Linked DNA regions of Homo sapiens: region 1 is linked to region 2. A link is a loop called in an ENCODE intact Hi-C map of the cell type or tissue named here. Cell type or tissue: right lobe of liver. All regions are shown on one strand. Links, peaks and the distances in the headings refer to the core of each region. The heading gives the core; the rest is flanking DNA. Region 1 holds the start of OPTC (opticin). Region 2 overlaps FMOD (fibromodulin).

What was found. Peaks named below come from ENCODE experiments on the same cell type or tissue, not always from the same donor. Only the 100,000 strongest peaks of a DNase experiment are listed, where the experiment ranks them.
Region 1: it touches region 2 in a loop (4-fold over the local background); 103 of 110 quality-filtered maps call a loop at or near these places.

The regions. Positions count from the first base shown.
Region 1 is chr1:203,489,122-203,494,493 of GRCh38, reverse strand. PRELP (proline and arginine rich end leucine rich repeat protein) reads right to left here. Exons shown (of 3, transcript NM_002725.4): 3 at 3,142-5,372. OPTC (opticin) reads right to left here and starts at 341. Exons shown (of 8, transcript NM_014359.4): 1 at 277-341. RefSeq lists a silencer at 620-848 and an enhancer at 2,236-3,034. In right lobe of liver, for the core only: no CTCF peak of the experiment used is centred there; no DNase peak of the experiment used is centred there.
Region 2 is chr1:203,345,027-203,350,398 of GRCh38, reverse strand. FMOD (fibromodulin) reads left to right here. Exons shown (of 3, transcript NM_002023.5): 2 at 2,122-3,107. The coding sequence starts at 2,129. Among named protein-coding and RNA genes, the nearest start is that of FMOD, 3.4 kb to the left of the region's middle. RefSeq lists an enhancer at 3,862-4,522. In right lobe of liver, for the core only: no CTCF peak of the experiment used is centred there; no DNase peak of the experiment used is centred there.

The DNA.
Region 1 (5,372 bases), core at 74-5,073, 140 kb before region 2:
CACCCTTTCTTAATTTTAGCTGGGCAAGGGGGCAAGCCTCTAGCAGTAGCAAGAGGTGTTTCTTCACCTTACCTCCCATACCTCACCCCAAACGAATTACATAATCTCAAAAAAAATTTTTCTAAGAGAGTTTAGTGCCCACCCAAAAGTCTTGTCCAACTTCTTTGGCCAGAGGCCTAAACTCTCTTCATTTTCCCTTCCCAATCCCCTGCCCCAGCCAAACACTTTGCCCTCATTTGCGCACCGATGGCCAGAGGCCTCAACCTTGAGCCTTACCCCTTCAATGCTTCTGGATCCTGGATGGAGAGCCCTGCAGCTTCCAGAAAGGTGGGGACTCTGGTGGAGGCTGTCTGAACTGGGGCTTGGGTTAGACAGTGGTGCCCGGGGGAGGGCAAGGAGTTGGCCAGGCCTGCGACCAATCAGACTTCTCATTCCTTCTGATGTCCAGCTGTTTCCCCTCCTCTTTCCTCAGGGGGTCCCCTGCCCCATTCCTGTATTTGACAAAAGAGAATTCTCCCCCCACCTTCCGCTTCACCCCCCACCTCCAGCTCCTGCTCTCTCTCCTCTTACTCTGTCAGCTCCTTCTTTCTTTTCCTTGTCCACTCTCCTGATAAGGCCACATCTTTGAGGAACAGGGAGTGCCATCCCCTGCAAGGAAGGGGCCCCATCCCTCAGATTCTGAGTCCTCAGAGAAGGCTGGAGTCGGGGGATATGGAGAGATAGAGCTTGTCTTTGCAGCTTCTTTCTCCAGCCAGAGAGTGACAAGGCTTCAGCTTCATAGCCAGAATCCAAAGATAAAAATAGGTGGAAATGAGGCACTTCACCCTCACCTAGAGCGCCAGCACAGAGACCATAATTGAATAAAATCACCAGAGACAGGAGCTGCAGGCCTAGGTAGTTCAAAGAGAAGGTGTATGGGGGATGAGATCGGATTTGAAAGCCAACTTCAAGTTCACAGATGATGATCATGAGGATACGGGAAATTCTCTAAATCTGCTAGGAGGAAACCAAATGGAAATTGGGAGGTGGGCCCTAGAAAGGATCATAAACACCAGTAGACATTGTGTAGGGTCTCGGGGGCCTGGGAAGTATCCTCTCCCGCACCCTCAGAGATGTACAGTCGTCCCTCAGTAACCATGGGGGATTGGTTCTGCACGTCCAGTGGATACCAAATCCACATATGCTGAGGTCTTTTATATAAAATGGTGAATTTGCACATAACCTACGCACATCCTCCTGTGTACTTCAAATCATCTCTAGATTACCTATAACACCAAACACAATGCTTACACCTCACTCCATTCACATGGATTCCACATAGTACTGGCACACAGCAAATTCAAGTTTTCCTTTTTGGAACGTTGTGAATTTTTTTTTTTTCTGAATATTTTCAATCTGTGGTTGGTTGAATCCACGGATGTGGAACCCACAGATACAGAGGGCCAACGGCATTCATCTGGAAACACTCCCCTTTCCTTGGTGCCTCGAGCAGGCTGCCGAGCAAGTCCTTGCTGAAGGCAGAGGTGGGGTGGCTAAGGAGTCTTCCCCAGCTTCTGCCAGCCTGTGCCCTGGCGCCCACCCAGGTTTCTCAGTGACTCTCCTTGTTCCCTACTCCTTTCCACCAACCAGATACTGAATTCCAGCTGTGAGGCCCCCTAAAGATCTAGTCCAAGTCCTTGTGGTATAGATGAGGAGAGTGAGGCCCAAAGAGGTGACGTGACTTGCCCTAGGTCACACAGAGCCAGGGCCAATGCCTAGATTTTTTGACTCCCTGGTCAGAGAGTTTTCTTTAGTTCATATGACCCTCCCCATTTCCACCTTCTTCCCCAGGAGTCCTGAATCCGTGTGTTTCCAGGCCCTCAGAGCAGATGGCTTGGCAGAACTCATCTCTGCCCTGGCACACCAGGTGAAGAGGCAGATCTAATAGCCTGGCCCTCGAGGGCAGCATTTGGCTTGCTGTGTTCCTGGGCTCCAGCTGGTGCAAGAGGGGGCTTCCCTCAGCCCAAGAGCCTGGTCACCAGAGAAGAGCATGTTCTTGTACCCCTGGCAGCCCCCCACCTGGGAAAAGACACCATCAGAGGCTCTGCTGGGTGGAGGGAAAGATAGCCCTGGATCCTGGAGGGCATCCAGTAGGCAGATGGCACATTTGGCGGGCTGTATGCCTCCATCTTCTCTCCACAGCCTGGGCTTTGCAGCCAGAGGCCCTCCACCCCCACAGCCAGCCTAGGCAATCTCCCCGCTCCCACCCCACACATTTATTCCTGGGAGAAATGCAAATGCGAGTGTTCATTCACTCTCCCTGCCGCCTGCTCCCACTCTCCCTCCCTGCTTTCCCAGAGACATACGCTCCTGCCATCCCTGCTTGGTTGCCACACCCCCACCATCGTTCCTCCCCAATGCATACACACCTGCTCCCCCCACTCCCTGCAGGAGCCACATCCAGACTCAGGCTCGCATCCTAGACCCTCTCCCAACTTCTCCTCTTGCTTTCCCAAGCTCACAGGTCACACACTCTTGTTCTCATGAATATTAGGGGCTGTCCATGGATGTGTACATGTGACCTGGTGGGGGAAACGGCTAACCCCGCAGACTGCTGTTCCAGGCAGCCCAGCTCCCCAAGAGCCTGGCAAAGGAAGCAGGAGGCGGGGGAGGCGTCCTAATCCTAATCTCTCATTAGGAGAGGCAAAAGGCGTGTTGATGAATCGGAGGCGGCAGGTGGTATGGACAGAAGTTTGACCAGCCAACCCTGTTGTTGCCCTTTTCATGGATAGGGAGAGAGAGGCGGGGAAGTTCAGGAACCCTCCTGTGTTTTGGATGACAGGGGTATATCCCCTGCTGAGGGCTTGTAGCCACATAACTCCACTCCATGACCGGAACATGACCCTCTCCTCTTTTTCAGACACACAAGCCCCACAGGGTAGACTCCACACCTTCCTACCTTTGTACTCATGCTGTTTCCTGTCCAGGTGGCGTCTTTTTTTCTTTCATCCACCTGGCAAAATCTGATTTATCCCTTAAGAGCCAGCTCACATGGTAGGAGTCTTTCTGGTTTTCCTCAGGTAGAGGTAAAAGCCCTTTCCTTTATACTGTTCATACACAGTAGTTTCACTCGTGTCTGTGTGAAGCGACCACCAAACAGGCTTTGTGTGAGCAACAAGGCTGTTTATTTCACCTGGGTGCAGGCGGGCTGAGTCCGAAAAGAGTCAGCGAAGGGAGATAGGGATGGGGCCATTTTATAAGATGTGGGTAGGTAATGGAAAATTACAGTCAAAGGGGGTTGTTCTCTGGTGGCCAGGGGTGGGGGTTGCAAGGTGTTCAGTGGGGGAGCTTTTGAGCCAGGATGAGCCAGGAGAAGGAATTTCACAAGGTAATGTCATCAGTTAAGGCAGGGACCAGCCATTTTCACTTCTTTTGTGGTGGAATATCATCAGTTAAGGTAGGAACCAGCCGTCTGGATGTGCACATGCAGGTCACAGGGGATATGATGGCTTAGCTTGGGCTCAGAGGCCTGACACACAGCATTATTACAAACACTTAGGACACAGAGGTATCCATTCATGGATTTCTTTCCCTTTACCAAGGTATGAGTTCCTCAAGGATGTGCTGCTATGTATATTATCCATCCTTGAATGCGTAGCTGGGGACCTGGCATGTGACCGATATCCACTGAACATCCGTGAAGTGAACCGAAGTCGATGTTTAGTAGCCAGGTAGGAGCAGCGAGGGCGTCACCTGGCAGTTCTCATTCTAAAGAAGATGGTGTAGCCTGGGAGGGTCATGAATCCCACTTTTGCAACCAACCTTCCCTCAGAAGAGAGAGTCTGGGACACCCTGTTCTAACCCTTCGGTGGACTTCCGCATGGCATGTAGACCATTCCAGATGACTTGGTCTATGCTCTCTGTCCTTGAGATGGCTCTTTTACTGTTTTGTATGCACACTACATCTCCCCAGTTAGTCTGTAAGCTTTACTTGGGCAGGAAAGACGACCGTTTTGTGTCTTTCTGTGTCTGCCTCAGTACAGAGCTCCTGGGAGACCTTCGACAATTTAGTACATGTAGCTTGAAAGAACCCGAGGCTTTGGGTTTCAAAGGCAGCTGTCAGATTTCTGGTCCGACTTTAGGAATATATATATTTTTTTGTCTGTGGGTGGGCAGTCTCGTGGAACTGAGGATTAATTTTTCATGAGGGTTGTGAGTTTGCGAGAAATTCTTCAAGAAATGGCTTTGGGGCTGGGCATGGTGACTCACGTGTGTAATCCCAGCACTCTGGGGAGGCCAAGGTGGGAGGATCACTTGAGGCCAGGAGTTCCAGACCAGCCTGGGCAACATAATGAGACCCTGCCTCTATTTAAAAATAATAAGAAAAGAGGAAAGAAAAGGCTTTTGGATAGCTTTCGTAGGAATTTCTTAAGAGTATAATCTTTTCCCCACTCATCTTGTTAGAGCAATTAAGAGGCTTTGGGGCTGGGCATGGTGGCTCAATGGTAGGGGGTGGGTGGCAAGATGACTTTATTTTTATTTTTATTTTTATTTTTTTTAAATGAAGTCTCGTTTTGTCTCCTAGGCTGGAGTGCAGTGGTGCGATCTCGGCTCACTGCAACTTCTGCCTCCAGGGTTCAAGCAATTCTCCTGCCTCAGCCTCCCAAGTAGCTGGGACTACAGGCATGTACCACCGCACCCAGCCAATTTTTGTATTTTGAGTAAACAAGGGGTTTCACTATGTTGGCCAGGCTGGTCTTGAACTCCTGACCTCAGGTGATCTGCCCGCTTTGGCCTCCCAGAGTGCTGGGATTACAGGCGTGATCCACCACGCCTGGCTGGCAAGATGACTTTGAAGTGTTATTCTTGACCTGTTCACACCGTTGAGTTCACGCAGGGTGTTTTTCATATTACTTTATTTCCTGTACTGTGAAGTGTGTTGAAATGTGGAAGTTATTTCACAAAGTTAACAGGGTCTTCAAGACAGAAGAGATATACGTGCAGAGTACACACATACACCTACGTACACACCTGTATATGTCGATGACGACAGCATGGAGGGAATGAACTTGTGCATGGAGAAGGGGGCTTTTTTTAAACTTGAAAGAAACCAGCCCATTCTGTGTGTGTTTGGAGGAGGGGAGCCTGTAAAGCCTATTTACCTTGAATCCCCTCTGGCTTACAGCTGCAGAGAGCAAAGGAGAGCAGACATATTCTAGATTGGGCAGTGGGATGATGGTGATTGCGTTGCTGCTCAACGAGTCTGGGTTTGCAGGATCAAGGTAATGACCTCTCCCCTGAGGGCCTCATCAAAGGGGCTGAGGCTGCAAGCTGTGAATAAGATGCAGAAGGGGCTCTTATCCAGGCCGAAGCACCAGGTTGCTTTCGGCCAT
Region 2 (5,372 bases), core at 67-5,066:
TGAGTAAACTTCCCCCAGCTGATAGTGTGGCAGTCCTGGAAACTTTCGACCTTACAGAAACTCTGAGCACAGGAGGGCCTCTAGCATTATGGGAAACAGTGTAAGACTATGCAACCCTGAAGCAACATTGCTAAGAGATGGGATGGGGTAAGGAGAGGCATAAGCTCCCCATCAAACCCTTTCAGCACCCATGGCTCTAAGAAGAGGCTGAAGTGGGCAGGGTGCACAGCCCCTAGAAAGCTGAGTCTGAAGGGGAAGGTGGCTCTTGTCTGCCAAGGTGCCCAGTCTGAAAGAAGGAGAAACGGAGACAGAGGCTCACTGTGCCAGCCCTCCAGACAGCCACCTTGGTCCTGCAACAGCCCAGGGCTGTGCATGGAAAAATGCTCTGTTGGCAGTGGGCCGCTCCATTCGTCTTCTCTCCTGGCCAGAGCCAGGAACCAGCCAGCTTGCCCAGGCAGTGGGCAGTTGGGTCAGCTTCTCCAAAACACTGTGGCTCTTTGTCTGAGGCCTGAGGCTGCCTGTGGATGAGCCAGGGTGCCTGCTCCTCTGCAACCTAGGAACTGATGGGATGAAGTGGGCCCAAGGAAACTGTTTTGAGGGGACAGAGAGGTCTGGGATGGATGGTGGTCAGGAGGTAACTCTGTTGAGTGTCATAGTTGGGGTCTTTCCCATCAGTTCACTGGATCTGATGATGTTGGCTTTTATACTCCTTTCTTTCTTCTGTTTACAGTTGCCAACCCCAGTAGGCCCAACAGCAATGTGAGGGCTGTATGTGACTCTTCCAGGCCAAGAAAGATTCTAAGGTTTCTCTGTCCAAGGGTGACACTCAGGAAGATGCCCACTGCTCACAGGAGTATGTCATGCATTGGCTATAGGTAACCAGGGTAGGGTACCCAGGCCACCCCTAGTCTCTTACCTTCCATACCTTTAGTTTCCCTCTCAGATGACATCAGACCCACATTTCCTCTTCAGTCTGCCCTGTTCCTATCTCATTAGCACAACAGGTTCAAAAGCAACAGGTTTCCAGCAATGTGGGGACCTAGACACAGAGCCTGGTCATCTAGGTGTCATCGCTGGGAGCAGGTAGCTTGGGAAAGGAGAGGAGAATGTCAGGGTCCTACCTCAAGCTGCTTTCCCTTGAGCATACACAAGAGTTTCCAATCTCTAGCTATTCTTTTGGTGTCCCTCATTCATTTCTCTTGGCCCCACATGGCTCTTGCATGATGCCCATGGTGGAGCATGAGGAGTGCTAACACCTTACTAGGCACCATGGAAGAGAGAAGCAGATTAACTCAGACTTCACACACTGAGTACCTGCTTTAGAAGGCAAGTGCCACACCCAGTGCCAGGGTCCTCAGTCTGGAAAGGATTTGTAACTGCTGCATGAAGACCCTGTCCCAGCCAAGTTGCATGTGTAGCCACAAACTGCTAACCAGTGAGTTTCCTCACTCAGCAGACTGTTACAGATGATGGCACTTTGGAGGGCAACCTGAGCCTTGTGGTGGCTGCAGAGGGACCACACTCCTCCCCAAACACTCAAGACCAAAAACTCCCAGCCTGCCCAAGAGACCAAAAGATTTTCCAGATGTAGTTCAGCTCTTCCCCTTCGATGCGTCAAGCGGCTTCTGGAGGTCTCCCATCCTAGGGCTTTCTCCTTGGACTCTTAGAAAAATACTATTTCCCCGGAACATCCAAACTGGATTTGGGTTCAGATCTGAAGAGCATCCCACTACCATCCTTACCACCACACCACAAACACAGGGATTGCTGTGGGCTTTTCAGCTTTCCCACAGGACTTTCAGAGTGCTAGAGGCTCCTAAGAATCTGCCCCTCCAAAAAAAAAATGCAGCTGTTCCCATTCAAAGACATTCTGTCTGTGACTCTATGACCAGGGGAAAATGCACTTAGCTCACCCCAAATAGCCATGGTCCGGCTGGACCAAGTGCAGAACCAGACTGGGAGGAGGCACCGAAGAAATGAGAGCAAGGCTCCTGCTCTCAGATGTTTGACATGGAAGTCAGCTCTGCATAGCTCAAAGCCTAAGGCTTGCCTACTCTGCCTCACTGCCTCTGTGGAGTCTCACTCATGCTGGCTTGCTCTGTTCTCTCCCGCTTCTTGCAGAGACAAAATGCAGTGGACCTCCCTCCTGCTGCTGGCAGGGCTCTTCTCCCTCTCCCAGGCCCAGTATGAAGATGACCCTCATTGGTGGTTCCACTACCTCCGCAGCCAGCAGTCCACCTACTACGATCCCTATGACCCTTACCCGTATGAGACCTACGAGCCTTACCCCTATGGGGTGGATGAAGGGCCAGCCTACACCTACGGCTCTCCATCCCCTCCAGATCCCCGCGACTGCCCCCAGGAGTGCGACTGCCCACCCAACTTCCCCACGGCCATGTACTGTGACAATCGCAACCTCAAGTACCTGCCCTTCGTTCCCTCCCGCATGAAGTATGTGTACTTCCAGAACAACCAGATCACCTCCATCCAGGAAGGCGTCTTTGACAATGCCACAGGGCTGCTCTGGATTGCTCTCCACGGCAACCAGATCACCAGTGATAAGGTGGGCAGGAAGGTCTTCTCCAAGCTGAGGCACCTGGAGAGGCTGTACCTGGACCACAACAACCTGACCCGGATGCCCGGTCCCCTGCCTCGATCCCTGAGAGAGCTCCATCTCGACCACAACCAGATCTCACGGGTCCCCAACAATGCTCTGGAGGGGCTGGAGAACCTCACGGCCTTGTACCTCCAACACAATGAGATCCAGGAAGTGGGCAGTTCCATGAGGGGCCTCCGGTCACTGATCTTGCTGGACCTGAGTTATAACCACCTTCGGAAGGTGCCTGATGGGCTGCCCTCAGCTCTTGAGCAGCTGTACATGGAGCACAACAATGTCTACACCGTCCCCGATAGCTACTTCCGGGGGGCGCCCAAGCTGCTGTATGTGCGGCTGTCCCACAACAGTCTAACCAACAATGGCCTGGCCTCCAACACCTTCAATTCCAGCAGCCTCCTTGAGCTAGACCTCTCCTACAACCAGCTGCAGAAGATCCCCCCAGTCAACACCAACCTGGAGAACCTCTACCTCCAAGGCAATAGGATCAATGGTGAGACCTTGGCAAAGGGAGGCGGGGACTGGCTGTCTATTTCACTTGAAAGACACTATTCTGAGTGCTAGTGGCAAAACAAAAGAAATAGAAATAGGGGAACCAGACAGCACAAATGAAGCAACCTGACAACCAAGCCATACCCCTGTACAAAAGAGAATACACTTATACTAAATAGCAGTGCTAAGACAATTCAGTGGGGAGTGGGTTGGTACAGAAGAAGACTTTCCAGGAGAGGTAAGTTTCATTCCAGGTCTTGAGAGATAAGTGGGCATGGGTTGGGGGTATGCAGGATGGAGACATTCTGGGACAGAGGCTTGCCACAAAGGAGCCAGTCATTTTCACAGGTCACCTGTCGATGTAGGGGACAGCTGGGAAATGTCACGTGTCTGAGATGAAGGGGTCATGTGTCAGGGAGCAGTAAGAGATGAGTTCGGAGAAGTTTAGGAGGGAATACTTCAAAGGGAGGGAGATTTAAGTTTAGCTTCTAAAGTCTGTTTCAGGAGAATGGTGGGTTGAAGCCCTGCACTTACTCACTGTCCCAGAAGAGGATGAGCTCTCTTTTTCCACTTGAACTACTCTTGCGTCTACAGCCTGGTCTTGTGTTTTGGTGTTTATTCTCAGAGCTGAATGCGGCACTTGTTCTGGTCAGTTCTTCCTGGAGTACAAGGACCCCCTGGTGGCAGGGCAGATATCCTTCCTAGGGTAACATGAGCCTGACTACCACCAAGCCTAGGACACTGGGCTTCCTGTTTCATAAGCACTTCCTTGCAATGCCCAAAGGAAAAAAAAAAAGGCTGCCTCCCTGACTCTAAGAAATATTCATTTCAGATGGAATTATCTAGCTGATTTTCAGCTCCCTTTAGTCTTAGGATCTAGTATTCAGAACATGCTTACATTACCCCAGGGCTTCTGATGTCTTAATCCCAGCTGGAAGGTACTGAGCCAGCACTTGACCTCCCTTCCTGTCAGCAAAGTCCTCTTCCATCTGGAGAAGGGAGGACTCATTAACGACCACTGGCAAAGGGCTTTGAAGTGGAGCCTGCTGAGATAGAACCGCACCATCAAAGCGCTGAGAAGAACAGAGTCGTCACCCTCTCCCTCTCATTCCTTTCTCCCCTGTGCTCAGGGAACAGATCAGTCATTGAGCAAGATGTTAACAAGCTGGGCAGCCCTCTGAGTGAGAGAGGCACCAGCCCCAGAGGGCAATTTGGGAGTTGACAGTCGGGTGGGCAAGGCAAAGAGGCATCTGTCTGGCACCTTTAGTTTGAAGTGCCTGACACCATCATGTACAGCCTAAACTCTTTTTTATTAAAATCTCTCTTTCTTTGGGGTCTTTTTATTCCCAAGGTGGGGATTGAGGGGTCCTCTAAGACGTCTTTTTTTTTTTTTTTGAGACAGAGTCTCGCTCTGTCACCCAGGCCGGAGTGCAGTGGCATGATCTCAGCTCACTGCAAACTCCGCCTCCTGGGTTCACGCCATTCTCCTGCCTCAGCCTCTTGAGTAGCTGCGACTACAGGCGCCTGCCACCACGCTCGGCCAACTTTTTATATTTTTAGTAGAGACGGGGTTTCACCGTGTTAGCCAGGACGGTCTTGATCTCCTGACCTCGTGATCTGCCTGCCTCGGCCTCCCAAAGTGCTGGGATTACAGGCATGAGCCACCGCGCCCAGCCAAGACATCTTGAAGATGTTGCAAGCTGCAGACGTTTGACATTTCCTTGTGGCTGTCTATCATCACACCAGCAGTTACCACTACTTACCTGCCACACACTCTGAATCCAGGAGCAGTCACATCAGAAATGTCACACGTATGCTGTGCTTCATCCAAGTTTGACCCTGAAACTGTGACAGCAAAGAACAGCTGTCATGGGAAAGAATCTATTAGCACCTACCCATACAATCAGAGAAAGTTGGGATGGAAAAGGCTTCATCACAACCTTTTATCATCGTTCTGCCTTCATGCAGAACCACATCTGCCACTCAAATGGGAGGTGGACCACCTCTTCCAGACGCTTGTCAGAAAATAAAATTAGTGCAGTTTCCTAAGGTCCCGCAAACAAATTCTCTGTTCAAACAACCCCCAAATTTTCGGTGTCTACTCCCAAATCAATTCTTGTGCAATTTAAGTCCAAGCCCCGTGACTAGGTATCACTTAGTCTCTCTCAGCCTTCTTTTTAGACAAAATAATGCTTTATTTTCCTTAAAGTAGTGAATTAATATATGTAAAGTGCTTTGTCTAGGGCCTGGCATAGAATTTAAAAAC